Linked DNA regions of Mus musculus: region 2 is linked to region 1. The links are chromatin loops, found by intact Hi-C in ENCODE. Cell type or tissue: gastrocnemius. All regions are shown on one strand.

The links. Peaks named below come from ENCODE experiments on the same cell type or tissue, not always from the same donor. Only the 100,000 strongest peaks of a DNase experiment are listed, where the experiment ranks them.
Region 2: it touches region 1 in a loop (7-fold over the local background); 15 of 42 quality-filtered maps call a loop at or near these places.

The regions. Positions count from the first base shown.
Region 1 is chr9:65,368,096-65,376,095 of GRCm38, forward strand. Ubap1l (ubiquitin-associated protein 1-like) reads left to right here. Exons shown (of 6, transcript NM_001373909.1): 2 at 1,008-1,242; 3 at 3,446-4,033; 4 at 5,655-5,864. The coding sequence starts at 1,123. Among named protein-coding and RNA genes, the nearest start is that of Ubap1l, 11 kb to the left of the region's middle. In gastrocnemius, a CTCF peak has its summit at 4,547; a DNase peak (open chromatin) is centred at 4,556; H3K4me3 peaks cover 349 bases; H3K27ac peaks cover 2,710 bases.
Region 2 is chr9:65,428,876-65,436,875 of GRCm38, forward strand. It overlaps Mtfmt (mitochondrial methionyl-tRNA formyltransferase), which reads left to right and starts at 6,907. Exons shown (of 9, transcript NM_027134.3): 1 at 6,907-7,132. The coding sequence starts at 6,939. In gastrocnemius, CTCF peaks have their summits at 3,579 (motif pointing left) and 5,518 (motif pointing right); DNase peaks (open chromatin) are centred at 3,581, 5,442 and 6,899; H3K4me3 peaks cover 1,195 bases; H3K27ac peaks cover 816 bases.

The sequences.
Region 1 (8,000 bases):
GGAAGAGCAGTCAGTACTCTTAACCACTGAGCCATCTCGCCAGCCCCCAGTTGTCTATTTTTAATAAGTTACTCTTTAATTAATTGTATGTATGCATTTATCTTGGTTTTTCGAGACAGGATTTCTCTGTATAACAGCTCCAGCTATCCATGAACTCTCTTTATAGACCAGGCTGCCCTCAAACTCTCAAAGATGCCCCCCTCTTTCTCCCAGTGCTGGGATTAGAGGTGTGCACCACCAGGTCCTGCTTCTTTAATTACATTTAAAAAATGCTTTTACATGGTTTGTTGTTTGCACAGAAGAATACAGTTTACTGTTGGTGTTGACTGTGTCTCCGGTGTCCTTTGTAAGTCGTGTTACTAATTCTAAGAGTTCTGTTAGATTCCTTTGGACTTGGCTCCTATAACTGTGTCATCTACAAATAATGGTTGTTTTTTCCTTCTTTGCAATCTGTATCTGTATTAGCTTTTCCCCCTTTGTACAAGCTAGCATCTGGCGTCATGCTGAACAGAAGAGCCGGTGGTCTGACCCCCTTGTGTCACCTCCAGTCTTGAGTGCACCTTTCATTATTTCCTGTGGAATGGGGTGTTTGCTGTAGACGGTTAGATATTCTTTCCTCGGTTGAGGACATTGCCTTTTAGCCTATAGAGATGTATACTTTATTTTGTTGTTCTTTAAAAAACTTACATTTTATTATTGTGTATATGTGCACATGCATATACACCACAGCACGTATGTGGAGGTTAGAGGACAACTCTCGAAGAATGACACGGGTTTGAATTATCAAACCAAGGCAATAATTGAAAAATAATCTCATAATGTTTTAAGTATGTTTCTAGTTTTCTATTGAGCCCTGTTCATAGCTATCTTGGGGTGCATGCAGCCTATGGGTCTGGCTTGGGCATGCCTGATACTGTATCTTAGACAGAAAGCAGCCAATGTGGATGCTGTGGGGTTTACTCATTTCTTCTCTGTACAACACTGGCCGCTACATCTTTTCCTTCCAGCTGTGAGGGCCACCACATAGGTGAGTGTGGCCTGAGCCCAGTTCTGAGGACTCTACAGCCTCTCCCTGCTGTCTGGCCACTTACTTCTGAGACTGTCCCACCATTCTCTGGAAGAATGAATGCCCTCGATGGTGTCCCCTTCAAGGTGTCCAAGGGCTTTGTGATGGACACAGAGCCCCACCCCGTGCCTGAGCTCAGTGTCCCGGACTGTAGAGAGCTCCTGCTGGGCACAATGGTAAGTGAGTGTCTAACTTTGCTCTTGGCTCTAAGGCCTGAGGCTGAGCCCCTGGGGCCTGTCTCATGATTGTAAAGGGAAGCTTGGGTTGCTTTCCCAGAGTCTAGGGAGTGTGAAACAAGTCACTAACTTCCATGGAGAAGACTGGTGTCTGGGCTGTGAGGTTGTTTCCCTAGGTCAGCTGGGAGCTGTGTGAGCGACCTGTGTGAAGTGCTTGTCACTGCCAGCATACTCTGGTTCGTCTCCTCATCAGCTGTTAGAGTCCCTCTTGATAAGACTCCATCTCCAGAATCCTCTGTTAAAAGTACAAGCAGCTAGCTGGGTGCACAGTTTTTTGTTTTTTTTTCCATTTTTTATTAGGTATTTAGCTCATTTACATTTCCAATGCTATACCAAAAGTCCCGCATATCCACCCACCCCCACTCCCCTGCCCACCCACTCCCCCTTTTTGGCCCTGGTGTTCCCCTGTACTGGGGCATATAAAGTTTGCAAGTCCAATGGGCCTCTCTTTCCAGTGATGGCCGACTAGGCCATCTTTTGATATATATGCAGCTAGAGTCAAGAGCTCCGGGGTACTGGTTAGTTCATAATGTTGTTCCACCTATAGGGTTGCAGATCCCTTTAGCTCCTTGGCTACTTTCTCTAGCTCCTCCATTGGGAGCCCTATGATCCATCCATTAGCTGACTGTGAGCATCCACTTCTGTGTTTGCTAGGCCCCGGCATATGGGTGCACAGTTTTAATCCCAGCACTCGGGAGGCAGAGGCCGGTGGAGCCTGGTCTACAGATCAAGTTCCAGGACAGCCAGGGCTACATAGAGAGGCCCTGCCCCCCCCCCCCCCCCCCAAAAAAAAAGGTGTAAGTAGCTCTGCTTGCACATTAGGACGGATTAGTAGTCCACAGACAGAGCACACTGCTGGAGGCCTGAAAGCTTCTTGCGCTCTGCAGGGTGGGTGTCACAGGCAACCTCAGGATAAACATGATTTAACTTTCTATGGAAATGAGTTTACTTAAAGATATAGGGGAGAGATATATGTTGCATTCATAATAAAACATAGGGCTGTAACAGTAGCTAAGGTGGAAGAGTTACCCATATTATAGCATAGATATATCATAGGGTAGACACAGATATTAAAAATTAAAGTTCCCAGGAACTTTGGAGCTGGGCTGGAGCTCCTGTGCATGGTAGCACGTGCTATTCAATCCAAGTATTTAGGAGGCCGAGGCAGGAAGAGCTGTGTTCCCATACAGCCTGGGCTACATAGTGAGACACATGTCAAAAACAAGACAGTAATAAAAAGGAGTCCAGCTCTTAACAGTTTTGCTCACGAGAAACCCGAGGTCCTGAGAATGAAGATTTATTCAGTAATTGCTGGTTTGTTTGTTTTGTTTTGTTTTGTTTTGTTTTTGTTTTTGTTTTTGTTTTTGTTTTGAGACAGGGCTTCATGTAGCCCAGGATGGTCTTAAATCACTCTGAGGCCAAGAAGAACCTTGAATTCCTGGTTTCAAACCTCTGCTTCCCAAGGGCTGAGCTCACAGGTGTGCACAGCCATGCCCTGTCTGCGTGGTGCCGGGGTTGGAACCCAGAGCTTTGTGTGCACTAAGCGAGCACCAAGCCATCGGAACTAAGCCCCCAGGCCCCAAGAACTCTAGTGGAGTGTTTTGAGGTAGCTATTGCTCGGTGACATATTGAATGGTGAATGGTTTTATTTTATTTTGTGTGTGTGTGTGTGTGTGTGTGTGTGTGTGTTCAATTTTCTGTGCATTGGTGTTCTGCCAGCATGGTATGTCTGTGTGACAGTGTCAGATACCCTGGAACTGGAGTTACAGACAGTTGTGAGCTGACATGTGGGTGCTGGGAATTAAACCAAAGTCCTTTGGAAGAGCAGCCAGTGTTCTTCACCACTGAGCCATCTCCCCAGCCTTGAGAGGAGGGTTTTTAAATATTGGCATTTTAGCATGATTATTAATTCACTTGATTTGACCTTCTTGCCAGGGTTTATCACTAAATCGTTTTGACATCTGTTGGCCTCAGAAACATCTGTAAGGGAAGATGGAAGTGGGCCCTGAGGATACCTGAAGTTTAGAGCCAGGAAATTTCCCCAACTGACAATTGAACAGGGTCCCCAAGCAAGCACTGAGGGCTGTGGCCCCATGGCCGTGGCTTGCCACAGCTGAGCCTCATGTTGTTCATCTCTCTGCAGTATGACTTCAGCCTGGAAAAGAAGGCTCTCTTTTGGGTGGAAGCAGCCATCCGAGGATCTTGCTCCCATCAGTGCAATGACCTGGGGATTGCATCAGCCCCTCCAGCCTGGTTCTTACTGGCCAGTCCAAAATACAGTCAGGTGCCTGCACCTGCTCAAATCAGAGACCCAGAGGCTGGACTGCAAGAACCTCCTGAAGAAGAGGAGGAAGAGGAGGAGGAGGAGGAAGAAGAAACAGAAGAGAAGGGGGACGAGGAAGACACCTCCTCTGCCTGTGAGGAGGGCATGGACTCCAGCAGCCCTCAGCCCGGCTCCCCTACAAGCCATCGTCGCTGCTCCCTGGATGTGCTGCGAAACATGAGGTCTGAGCTGGCTGACGCCAGGCGGCGGCTCTCGGAGAGTAGACTAACCGCGTGTCCTCGAGCCCTCCTGCACCGCTTCCGCGGCCATCGCACACTGAGCCTGAGCACCAGCCCGGCTCCAGCCCCTGGCCCAGCACCACAGCTCCCAAATGTCTCGGAGCTGCCTCCACGACCCGCCACCGCCGGCGCCATGCCTCCATTGCGGAACCACAAGCCCACAGTTGCTGTAAGAACTCTCCTCCAAGGCCACAGGCTCCAAGCCAAGGCCTCCAGGTTAAGGGTCCCCAACCTAGGGTCCTTCTTCCATACAGTGCTTTTTTCCCCCCTATACAGTGCTTTTTTTGTTTGTTTGTTTGTTTTTTGTTTTGTTTTTCGAGACAGGTTTTCTCTGTGTAGCCCTGGCTGGCCTGGAACTCACTTTGTAGACCAGACTGGCCTCGAACTCAGAAATCCGCCTGCCTCTGCCTCCCGAGTGCTGGGATTAAAGGTGTGCACCCCCACGCCCGGCTCATACAGTGCTTTGTAACCTTCTCCCACCCGGCCCTGTGGTCCTTCCTGCAGTCTAGTATATTCTACCTGGAGGCTCCCCCTTCTCTTGATTTCACACAGGGGCACACATCACAATAATTAATAACCACAGTTTCAAGTCCCATCTTTCTCTTGCAGTGGAATATGAATTCTTTTAGGTGCGGTTTGGGATAACATTCATTTTTGTTTCCTGGGCACCTAACAGTAGGCCCTACAGACAGGGGGCGCTCAATGAATGCCAGTTGAAGACTTAGATCTAAAGTTTCCCCCACGGAGAAGGCCTGTAGAAGCTTGGTGGCTCAATCAGAAATAATTCAGTAACTCCTTCCATGGGTGTTTTGTTCCCAATTCTAAGAAGGGACAAAGTGTCTACACTTTGGTCTTCGTTCTTCTTGAGTTTCATGTGTTTTACAAACTGTATCTTATATCTTGGGTATTCTAAGTTTCTGGGCTAATATCCACTTATCAGTGAGTACATATCATGTGAGTTCTTTTGTGATTGGGTTACCTCACTCAGGATGATGCCCTCCAGGTCCATCCATTTGTCTAGGAGTGTGGCTGGGGAGATAGCTCCTCTCACTAAGTCACTGGGTCTGGCAGCCTCAAGGTGGATTCATATCACAAATGTGCACTGTGTGTTGGGTCACTGACTCCTCTGAGCCTGGCTTTCAATCTTATGTAGCCCAGGTTGACCTCAAACTTGCTATGTAATGGTAGATGAGGATAACCTCGAACTATTTATCCTCTTGCATCTGGGATTACAGTATACACTGCCAAGCTCTGTGTATGAGATGTTAAGGACCGAACCCAGGACCTTGTGCATTCTAGGCAAGCATGCTACCAACCGAGCTATGTACTTGGTCTGCCTTTTGTCTTTCTTCCTCATCTGGCCTCTCACTATGCTACCCAAGCTCAACTTGAATTCCAGGAGCCAAGCAATCCTCCTGCCTCAGCTCCCAAGTAGCTATGATTATGGGCATGTACCACCACATCTAGGCTACCGGTCATATTTCATTTGCAGTGTCGCAAGCCCTAAGTGAAACAGTAGCTTTTGCTGACAGCTTCTGCACACTGGGCCCTTTGCTAATTAATCACCTTGCTCAGGCTCAGATTTATGCCTCCTAACAGTCTGATGAGGTAGTTCCAAGATGGCTCTGTTGGCATCTGAGAAAGGGAACAGAGACTGAGACCTGGAGCCTGCAGGACCCAACGCTCTCTGCAGTGTAGAAAGTAGGACACAAAGCCACATCTTAAGATATTCAGCCCAGCTGACTGTGACCTCCTCTGGTTGCTGACATGCCATCCTGTCTGTATTTCAGTCCCTCAGCCCATACACCTGCTTACCACCTCTGAGGGAGACACCCCAGCCCCTCGTCTCCTGTAGACTGCATCCTGATTCAGCACCCGACCTGCTGTCTGCCCTGACCGAAGAGGAGCAAGACCTCATTGGGCCAGTGGTCGCCTTGGGCTATCCCCTGGGAAGGGCCATGGAGGCACTGCAGAAGACAGGGAGGCAGAGCCTGAGCCAGGTGAGTGGGCCCGGGGTTGAGGAGTGCATGCTAGAGTCAGGAAAGGTCAAATGGCTTTTCCCCTCTAACTTGATCAAGGTCTTGCTTCCTCTCTCCCCTCTCCCGTGCCCCCTCTTGCAGTGTTGGGGATCAGCACAGGGCCCTGCACATAGTAGGCGAGCTCTCTCCCACTGATCTAGAGGCCCAGCCCTTGCTTACGTCTCTTTAGTGGTAGAACCTCAACCTGGCACAAATTACCAAGTTAGTGATTGAATTTTTAGGCCTTATTGATCTCTTTTCCACAGGACTTCCCAAGGAATCCCTGTGACCATTTAAGGATCTCCATAGTCAAACCCTTCTCCTAGTCCATGTACCACATACCGGATTCAGAAGCTTTAAGCAGCCAAGAACCTCTCTAGAACTCTCCAATAGGCCAATCTCTATGAGAACGTGTATATGTGTATTTGTCCATGTATGTGCTAGTGTGAGAGTGTATGCAAATATGTGTAAAGGCCATACAGAAGTAAGTCCACCTAAGGTATCCTCCTCAGATACTATCACATCTTTCTAGATAGTCTCTTACTTCTATGTGATATTTGCTGATTCAGTTAGAACGGTTGCCTCAGTCCAGTGATTGGTGATACTTGCCAACTAACTGCACCACATTTCTTCAGAAAACTAGTCCAGTTAGTTCCAAGAGTATAAGAGCAAAAACTTCAAGGTCACCTGGCCTAGCCTTCACATTGTACAGTCATTTCCACCTCACAGACTAGTCCAGGTTTAAAGGACTAAGACTCTTTGACAAGCTGTCAGCTCTGCCAGGCTGTCCATGTCCTCAGCCGTGAAAGGTGTTGGGGGTAAGTGGCTTTCAGATATGTTGAGAGCCAGGTCTGGGTGTCCCACAGTTCCTCTCTCAGGAGCACCCAGCTCCTTGTGTCTGCAGCTATTCAGCCTCCTGTTCCAGGCAGCCTGCTCTTAGCTGCTGCTTGCTGTGCTGGGACAAACAGACCAGGAGCTCCAAGAGTTGGAAAACCACATGGCTGGCTAGACAATCTGTGCTCCTGCCAGCCCTGAAGGTCAACAGAAACCCGACCTCCTCCTTCCCAGCCACACACATGGCTCTCCTTTGGTGGGCACCTGTCCCTATAAAGCCTGCTTTGATTTGCCCGGCACTGGCGTAGTCTCCCATGTCTGGTTTATCTCCTTCACTAAGCTGTGAGTTCCTTGCCGTTCTTAATTCATTTTATGCACATGGCTCCTTTGCTTCCCCTGCTGGTGCAGTAGGGATTGACTTAACCTCCGCCACTGTGGGACAGAAGTCAGTGGGCATAAAGTCAGAGCAAAGCTGTGTGCACTGCCCTGGGTGGATGGAGCCTAAGAGCCCCAAGGATGGCCCAGGGGAGACAGAGTCTGCAGAGAGGCCTCCTGGGAGGAGAATGAGGCCAGCCTTAGATGGGGAGTTGGACAGAGGCCTTGAGAAAAGAAGGGAGCTGAGGACGTGAGCAGGCCAGGGTATGGTGAAAGGCAGCACATTTGTTTTGGAGGCACGATTTCATGTGGCAGGACTGGCTTTAAACTCACTATGCAACTAAGAGTGATCTTTAACTTATTAGTGTGTGTGTGTGTGTGTGTGTGTGTGTGTGTGTGTGTGTGGTCTAGCGTAGTATTTGTGCATGTGTGTGTGCAAATGCGTGATCGACCAGAGAAAATACCCTGGTCTGTCATTCTGTTCCCTTGAGACAGCTCTCCCACTGCACCCAGGGCTAGGCTGGCAGCCAACAAGCCCCAGGCTTTCTGCTTCTGCCTCCTACAGTGCTGAGGTTTTAGGCCCGCATGTGGCAGCATCCAGATTTCTATGTGGGGGCTGGGCACTTGAGCTCGGGCCCTCACATTTATGATGCAAGCACTCTTACCCACTGAGCCAGCTCCTCAGCCTTGATCTTGAACTTCTTTTTTTTTTTTTTTTTTTTTTTTAAAGATTTATTTATTTATTATATGTAAGTACACTGTAGCTGTCTTCAGACACTCCAGAAGAGGAAGTCAGATCTCGTTACGGATGGTTGTGAGCCACCATGTGGTTGCTGGGATTTGAACTCTGGACCTTTGGAAGAGCAGTCGGGTGCTCTAACCCACTGAGCCATCTCACCAGCTCGATCT
Region 2 (8,000 bases), 61 kb after region 1:
GACCAGACTGGCCTTGAACTCAGAAATACACCTGCCTCTGCCTCCCAAGTGCTGGGATTAAAGGTGTGCGCCACCACTGCCTGGCTCAGTTAATACTCTTAACCGCAGAGACATCTCTCCAGCCCTGATCACTTTTTACATTAAAAACAAAACAAAAGCAAAAACAGAGGGAAGCCTGCAGGCCAACAGAGCAGAGACAAGCATACCTGCCGGAGCCCTGGCACCCACCCTGCGGTTAATTTCTAAGCTCAGCTTCCACTTTAGGAAGGGTTTCCTAATAAATACAACATGACTGAGCTTGCGCATTCATGCAGATGGTGAGTCTGAATTGTAAAGGCTGTTCTATTTAACTCAGACTCACACAGAGACTTCCGTAACGGACAAAGACCTATTGGCATAGGATGTGGCCCAGAGAAGTAATCTTTTGCCTATGCATTTGTAAAACCCTTAAGTTGTCTATCGGTATATGGTGCTTCAGCCAGCATTTCACATTTCTGGAATTATCTGCTGCTAGATAAGGAATCAGGAATCCTGAGACTGAAGTGCTCAGGTACAGCCTGACAGGTGGGCACGTGCAATGACATCGGTTCCACTGGGAAGCCTGAGGTTTCTGTTTTTCTTGCAGTATCAATAGTTAAGATTCCCAGTTACTGCCAACAGGAAGGCAAAATGGGACAGCCATTTTGCAAGCAGTTCTCAGTAGTATAGATCCTGACCCTGTAAATTTGGAGCCTATACCCAAATACTCTCTCAAAAAAGCACATGTATCTGAAGGAAGAGGCTTTAAAAAATATTTACTATTTTTATTTTATGTGCATGTCTATATACCATATGTGTGCAGTGCCAAGGTAGGCCAGAAGAGGAAGTCAGATCTCCTGGAACTGGAGTTTTGTTAGCAGTCCCTCTGGGTGCAGGGGGATGAACTCAGAGCCTCTGGAAGAGCAGCCAGCGCTCTTAACCACTAAGCCAGCTCTCGAGCCCTGATACAACCTTTTTGGAAAACAGTTACCAGAGCTGCCAAGTGTTTTACTTTACATTTTATTTCTTAGAACGTTTAAGTTAAAAGGCTTTTCTCTTTATATTTTCATTTATTTACTTGAGTTTGTACACGGCTATGACTATGTCACGTGACACACGTGAGCCGCCAGAGGCCAACCTGTGGTAGTTATTTCTTCCACCAAGTGAATTCTGGGGCTTGGTGACAAACACCTTCACCTGCTGAGCCATCTCACTGGCCCCCAACTCTCTGACATTACAAGATGATGCCATCTAACTGTTTTGTGGCACACTCGGCTATGCTGGGACACATGGGGCCCATGGGCCTCAGGTTGGACACACCTGATAACAGTTCCCCTTTTGGGAATCTGCCCAAAAGAACTGAAAACATTTCTGCAATAAAACTTGTATACAACTGTTCCTAGAAGTATTAGTCATATGTCTGGTATTGCTGTGGTCATTGCTAATGTGATGACCTATTAGATAAGCATAAGGGATTTTTAACTCTTATTGATTATAATCACCAGAATATACTTACAATCACTTAGTCTTATACTCTATAAAATCAGATGTTTGAACTTCTTTTCCTATTTATTTGTTTATTTACCTACTTATTTATTTAAGACAGAATCTTACTCTGTAGCTTAGGTTGTTGACCCCAAACAAACCTGTATGTAGCCCAGGCTGGGCTTGAACTCTCTGTAACTCTCTTGCCTCAGCTCTCCAAGTGCTAGGATTACAGACATGAGTCACCATGACCAACTTAACCATTTTTTTTTAATCAAAGTAGACTCCACACAGAATCCAGAAGTCAAAAACTGATAGGGTAGAATGGCCTGAAGTGAGAATGTATGGTGCTGGTTGTTTTTGCTGTCAGCTTGACACAGACACACAAACTGTCCAAGTGCCTTACTTGGGCTTTCAATCCCATGACATTCTATTGTTTATCAAACATAACAATGTAACTTTAATGTCTCCATTTAAAGTCTGTGTGGGGTGGGGTGGGGTGGGGTGGGGGGGAGTGTGTAGCTGATGAAGGTCAAAGGACACTCTCTGATGCTGGTCCATGGGTACTTTCCACCTTTTGTTTGAGGCAAGATCTCTCACTGGCCTGAAACATGGCCGCACAGGCCAGGCTGGCGGACCATCAAGCGTCTGGGGATTCTCAGGACTCTGCTGCACATTTGTAGCTCTGGGATCAAGGCACGCCCAGGAGCTCTGGGGTCTGGACTCAGATCCTCACATTTGTGGGGCAAGTACTTAACCACTGAGCCATCCTGCCTGCCCTTGCTCTAAAAAGGTTTACACAGGACTGGAGAGATGGTTCAGTGGTTAAGGGCACTGGTTGCTCCTCTAGAGATCTGGGGTTCAATTCCCACCACCTTCATGACAGCTTACAACTGTCGGTAATTCCAGTTCCAGGGGATCTATTCTACCAGACATGCATATCTGCGTGCAAGCAAAATACTCATACATATAAAATAAAATAAAGAGATATTTAAATAAGTAAATGAAATAAAATAAAAATGTTTAAACAGAAAATGTCCTCAGGGACAGCCTAATATATATGTATTTCTTCTCTTCCTTTCTTCCTTCCTTTCTCTCTTTCTCTCTTTTCAAAAAAAAAATGTATTTTAAGACAAGGTCTCACTATGTAGCCCAGCCTGCCTGGAGCTCTAGACTCTCCAGCTTCAGCCTCTCTCCCAAGGGTGCCAGGATTACAGATGTGCACCACTGTCTGGGGCACGTTTATCTGTCTTTCATTTCTTGAATGAATTGTCTTAGTAATCAGCACAATTAACTGATTCTTCAGGGGTTGTTGTTGTTGTAGTTTGATTTGGGTTGGGTTGGTAACTTAGAATTCACAATGTAGCCCAGGCTGGCTTTGAATCTATAGAGAGCTGTTCACCTGGGCCTCCCGTGTGCTGGGATTAAAGGCCTGTGTACCCCACACTCAACTCTGACTCCTTGGTGTTTTATCCGAACACACTTTTCCTTTCTTGCTTCACCTTGTTTCCCTCAAGAAATTGTTTTTGTTTGGTTTTCAAGTCAAGGTTTGGCTAAGTGTCCCAGCCTGTCATTAACTCCTGGCAATCCTCTTGCCTCAGCCTTCTGAATGCTGATTTGCAGCTGTGAGCCACCATGTCTGGCTTTCCCAAGTGATTTTCACTTATTATAAATTTATCTAAGTGTTTGGCATTCTCTAAATCAGTCAAAATATGAGCTTCTCAAACCTGCAGCCTCCTTAATTCTTTGTGGCAGTGAGCAGAGGTGCTTTATACTAAAAGAACAGTTCTCTTCTGTGTTCACTGAATAGAGTATATACTGAATAGAGTGTATACTGAACTGTTCTTCAAAGAAGGAATTGGGGAACATATTGTCTCCTTTCAAATTTTTATTTTATAAAAATTCTTGTTTTTATAAAATGTGACGCTACTTAGTGTTTGTGAACTACTTACAAGGAAAGTAAGCCAATCAGAGTAAAATCTGCTGAAGTTACACAGGCAATAGACACAGCAGAGAGCCAGTCTGCCATCCTCAACAAGGGAAAAGGTTGGTGACATCGCCCTCTTGTGGAATTTTCCTGCAACAACAACCGAGAGTCCATAGTGGTGCTTGAAGGGCATCCCAAATGGCTCAGTGGGCACTGTGGGTTAAGTCTGTGACCCTGATACTGGGCTGGTGCCTATGCATAGCATGTATTTCCCCTGGTCCTGAGGCATTGCTTCCCCTGATGGAGGCAAAAGCTTTTGCTCTTACTTCCTGCCCCCCGGGGGGGCTCCAGCTGCTCCTCTTTTTGACCCAACACCAAATGGTTGACTAAATATGAGCACATGCAAGCACAGGTATACACATTTATCCTATGGCTGGTTTCCTTGTCCCACAGAAAATAGACATATGGCAACATTGTAAGATGGTGGGAACATGGAAGAATGGTTCAAGGGGGATTAGGCTACTTCCACATACCAGTTTTCTATGGAGCTGAAGAACTTTCCAGAAGAAATATCTGAAAACTAAAACACTGATCAGAAACTCATTGTCTGGCTTCCAATACCTTAGATATGCTTTGTGGATGTCCTAATGGTGTGTGCCCTTTTTTTTTTTTCAGGGAAAGGCAAATGTTTATTTGTCCTAGATAGAGCACCAATCACAGACCAAAGAAATCATTCCGTCTAAGCCTAAAGATCCAGCGTGTTTAATTAGGTCAGTCACAGGAGCACGGACACCTTACAGGCAGTTGTACACTGAGGAAGAGCCTCCTCAGCAGCCACTGTTCACCACTTTGTATCCTCAGACAGGAGTGGGCTTCCCCTGATCCCACACGGGAATGTGGCTGGGCCTGATCTTATGAAGGTCTCTAGTGGGTGATCACAGCCACTCTGATCTCATAGACAGCAGTGCTGTCAGCAGTGCCTGGAGGATACAGATGTACAAACATTTATTACACAGATCTCCTTGGCCTTGCAGCTCATCTCTGTGCTGAAAGCGAATCCAGTGAGGAATTTATCTGCACTTGGAAGGGTCAGGTTCTTATGTGTCTAACTCACTATGAAGAACTTAAAAAATTTTTTTTTCGTTTTTGAACCAGACAGTAGTGAAGCACATGTTTAATCCCAGCACTCAGGAGGCAAAGGTGAGTAGATCTCTGAGTTTGAGGCCAGCGTGGTGTACAGAGTGAGTTGCAGGACAACAGGGCTGTGCAGAGAAGCCCCTTTCAAAAGACAAAACAAAATTTCATTTTGTATTTAGGGAAAACTCCATCTTTACACTCATATCATATTCAGCTTCTCCTCCTCCTCCATCTCTCCCTCCTCCTCTCCCTCCTCCTCTCCCTCCTCCTCTCCCTCCTCCTCCTTCTCCTCCTCCTCCTTCTCCTCTTTTTCCTCCTCCTCCTCTCCCTCCTCCTTCTCCTCCTCTCCTCCTCCTCCCCCCTCCTCCTCTCCCTCCTCCTCCTCCTCCTCCTCCTCCTCCTCCTCCTCCTCCTCCTCCTTCTCCTCCTCCTTCTCCTCCTCCTCTAAGAAGTTTACTGTGGGAGGATCACAAGGTCTTGGCCAGCATCGAAGACACAGCAAGACCAGACCCTGCCTCACACAAACAAGCAAACAGGGACAGAAAGGTGCCAGTCAGTAGCAATAGGCTGCTCTATGAAGAAAAGATTAATGCTAGCCTCTTGCTCCAACAAGCTAGTTGTGTGGTAGGCAGAGGGTGCTGTGAGCGGCAGGAGGCAGCGTTTGTGGCACAGCTACGTGGGAGAGCTTGAGCTGCTGAAAATAAACTACATCAGCCTTGTGCCTATGTCTGTGCACCGAGTGCACATTGTGCCTGCAATGCCCTCAGAGGCCAGGAGAGGATGCCCTGGAGTTACAGGTGGTTGTGAGCCACCATGTGGGTACAGGAATTAAACAGGAGTCCTTTGTTAGAGCACCCTGTGCTCTTACTTGCTGACCCATCTCTCCAGACCCATACTTGAAGATTTTGCTTTTTAGTGGTGTGTTTGTCGCATGACTGCAGTGCCTGCAGGGGCCAGAAGAGGGCAGTGAGTCTCCTAGATCTGGCAATGTGTGTGCTAGAAAACAAACTCAGGTCCTCTGCAAGAACAGCGAGCATCTTAACCACTGAGCCGTCTCTCCAGCTCCAGTAGGTCACACCTTCAGTCGGTATTCAAAAGACAGCACCTTGAGTGTCAGAATCATGTTCCACTTCCCCTAAGTTAGGATTCTGGGACTGACTTGATCAGAGGAGGATACGGCTTGGCATCACATCTCATTTCCCTCATATGGTCAGATGCACCGGCTAGCAGCATCATAATCTTTGCCTCTCTTTTCTACTTAGCCCAAGGAATTTGCCGCTCTCTGGGCACACATTGGCCAACTTTCCACAACTATGGCAAACAAAGCCGCTCTCAGTTTTGAGGGGACACATGGAGAAAAAAATTATTGAATCTGTGAGGTAGGAGTTCAAGGCCTCAGGGAGGGTGTTGTCTTAGCACTGAAAAATGGATACCATTTAGTGAGGAAGAGAGGAAATGTGAGGTGGATGGAACGCTCAAGGGCACAGAAGCAGGGATCCTCAAAACTAAATGAAAGACTGCTCCAGGGCCTCTGGCTTTCAGGCCATGTGACAGGAATTAGATGAGAGAGGAACCTGATGCTGCTCTATAGCCAGAGCCAGCGTCACAAGCATGACCCATGTTAAGGACCCCAGTGTACCTTGGAAACACATATCTATCTGCACACCATGGTCTTCAGAGGTCTTCAGCAGATAGCCCTCACCCCTCCGTTTCCCTACAGTCTCCCTATGGCATCCCACATGGGAGGCCTGAGAATCTAAGAGTCTTGGATTCCTGAAGTGACTTCAGACAGGTGAGCAAACCTTAGTTTCATTGGGTGTGGAAATCCTGAGTTGCTTAGTAGTTAAGATTGCTGTTCAGGTCGAATGGTTAGGATCATGGCTTTGGAGCTGGAGGGACAGGACCCCTCGTTGCAGAGATGGCTCAGCAGTTAAGAGCACTGGCTTCCCTTCCATAGGACCCAGGTTCAATTCCCAGGCCCATGTGGCAGCTCAGAACTGTCTCGAGTTGTAGGGGATTCCACACTCTTACACAGACATGCATGCAGGCAAAGCACCAAAGCACGTAAAACAAAAATAAATTAAAAAAAAATTTGTAAAGTTTTAAAAAATAGTTTCTTTTAAAGGTTTGTTTTATTCATATGAGTGTCTTGCTTGTGTGTATATATCTGCAGTGTTCTTTGAAGAGCTTGGCTGAATAATACACATCAAAGTCCCCTCAAATTTCTTCCTTAGTGGTTCTTCAGTTGAGCCACGCCTCCAAAGCGGCAGGCCCCGCCTTGTCGTCTGCGCGTGCTTGGGCCTTTGAGCTCTTTGCTCCGCCCCCCACCATGGGCACGCATGCGCATGGTGGGCCGCTGCGGGCCGAGGTGATGCTCCTTCCGCGGTGCTGCTGGGGTCGGTGGCTGATGGGAAGGAGGCCACGCTGTTCCTGTCAAGCACCTGCCGGGTTCGACGGGAAGGACGGCCGAGGTTCCCGAGTCCGCGAGAAGCCGCCTTGGCGGGTGCTGTTCCTCGGCACCGACCACTTTGCCCGGGAAACGCTGCGGGCGCTGCACGCCGCCAGGTACCGGGGCAGGGTCCCACGCCGAGCCGCGGTGGCGACCCCAGGGCAGCGAGGTCCCGGGAAGGCGCCCTGTTGGGTCCCGGCCGGCAGAGCTCCTGTGGCTCCTGCAGCATCTGCCAGCAGACCCTCCATCTCCCCGAGCCTGGGAACCGGTACCTGGAGAGGCCCGGCCAGTACCCAGGGTCGTGGGCGGAGCCGGTTAGCTGAAAAGGGCTGTGACTCCAAAGTTCGTCCCTTCCTGGTGTTGGTGGCCTCCGTTTCCTTGCCCTTTTACACGCCTGTGTTTTCAAATGAATACATTTCTAAGTTAGAACAGTTTCATATACATATAATATTTATGCGATTTAACTAACCTTGTCTACTAGGAAGAAAGTTATTTGTAATTCACCCTTTCCTGAAAGGCTGCTGTGTCTACCGCCCCACTTCCCTGGAAGGATATTTGGTTATTTATCGGTCCCTGGTTTCCAGGCACTTATCTCGCCTCCATCCCTGCCTTCCTACAAACACTTTTCTTTTTAAATAAGATTTTTACTTTGAGATTTTATTTGTATGTGTGTGTGTCTATGAGCATGTACGTGTTGGTGCCTGTGGAGGCCTAAAGTGAGTGTCCCATTCCCTGGAGCTGGAGTGACAGGCCCTTGTGAGCTACACCCTGTGGATGCTGTAAGAAGAGAGCTGACTTCTGAAAGTTTTCCTCTCATTTCCACACACATGCTGTAGCATACGCCTGCACACACGCACACAGTAATAATAGCACATGCCCACACCATGCACACAATAATAATAATAAAAGACAATTTAATTTTTAAATTATTAAATTTAAACCCTGTGTGTTGGTTGCAAAAAATCTTAATTATTTTAGCTCTAA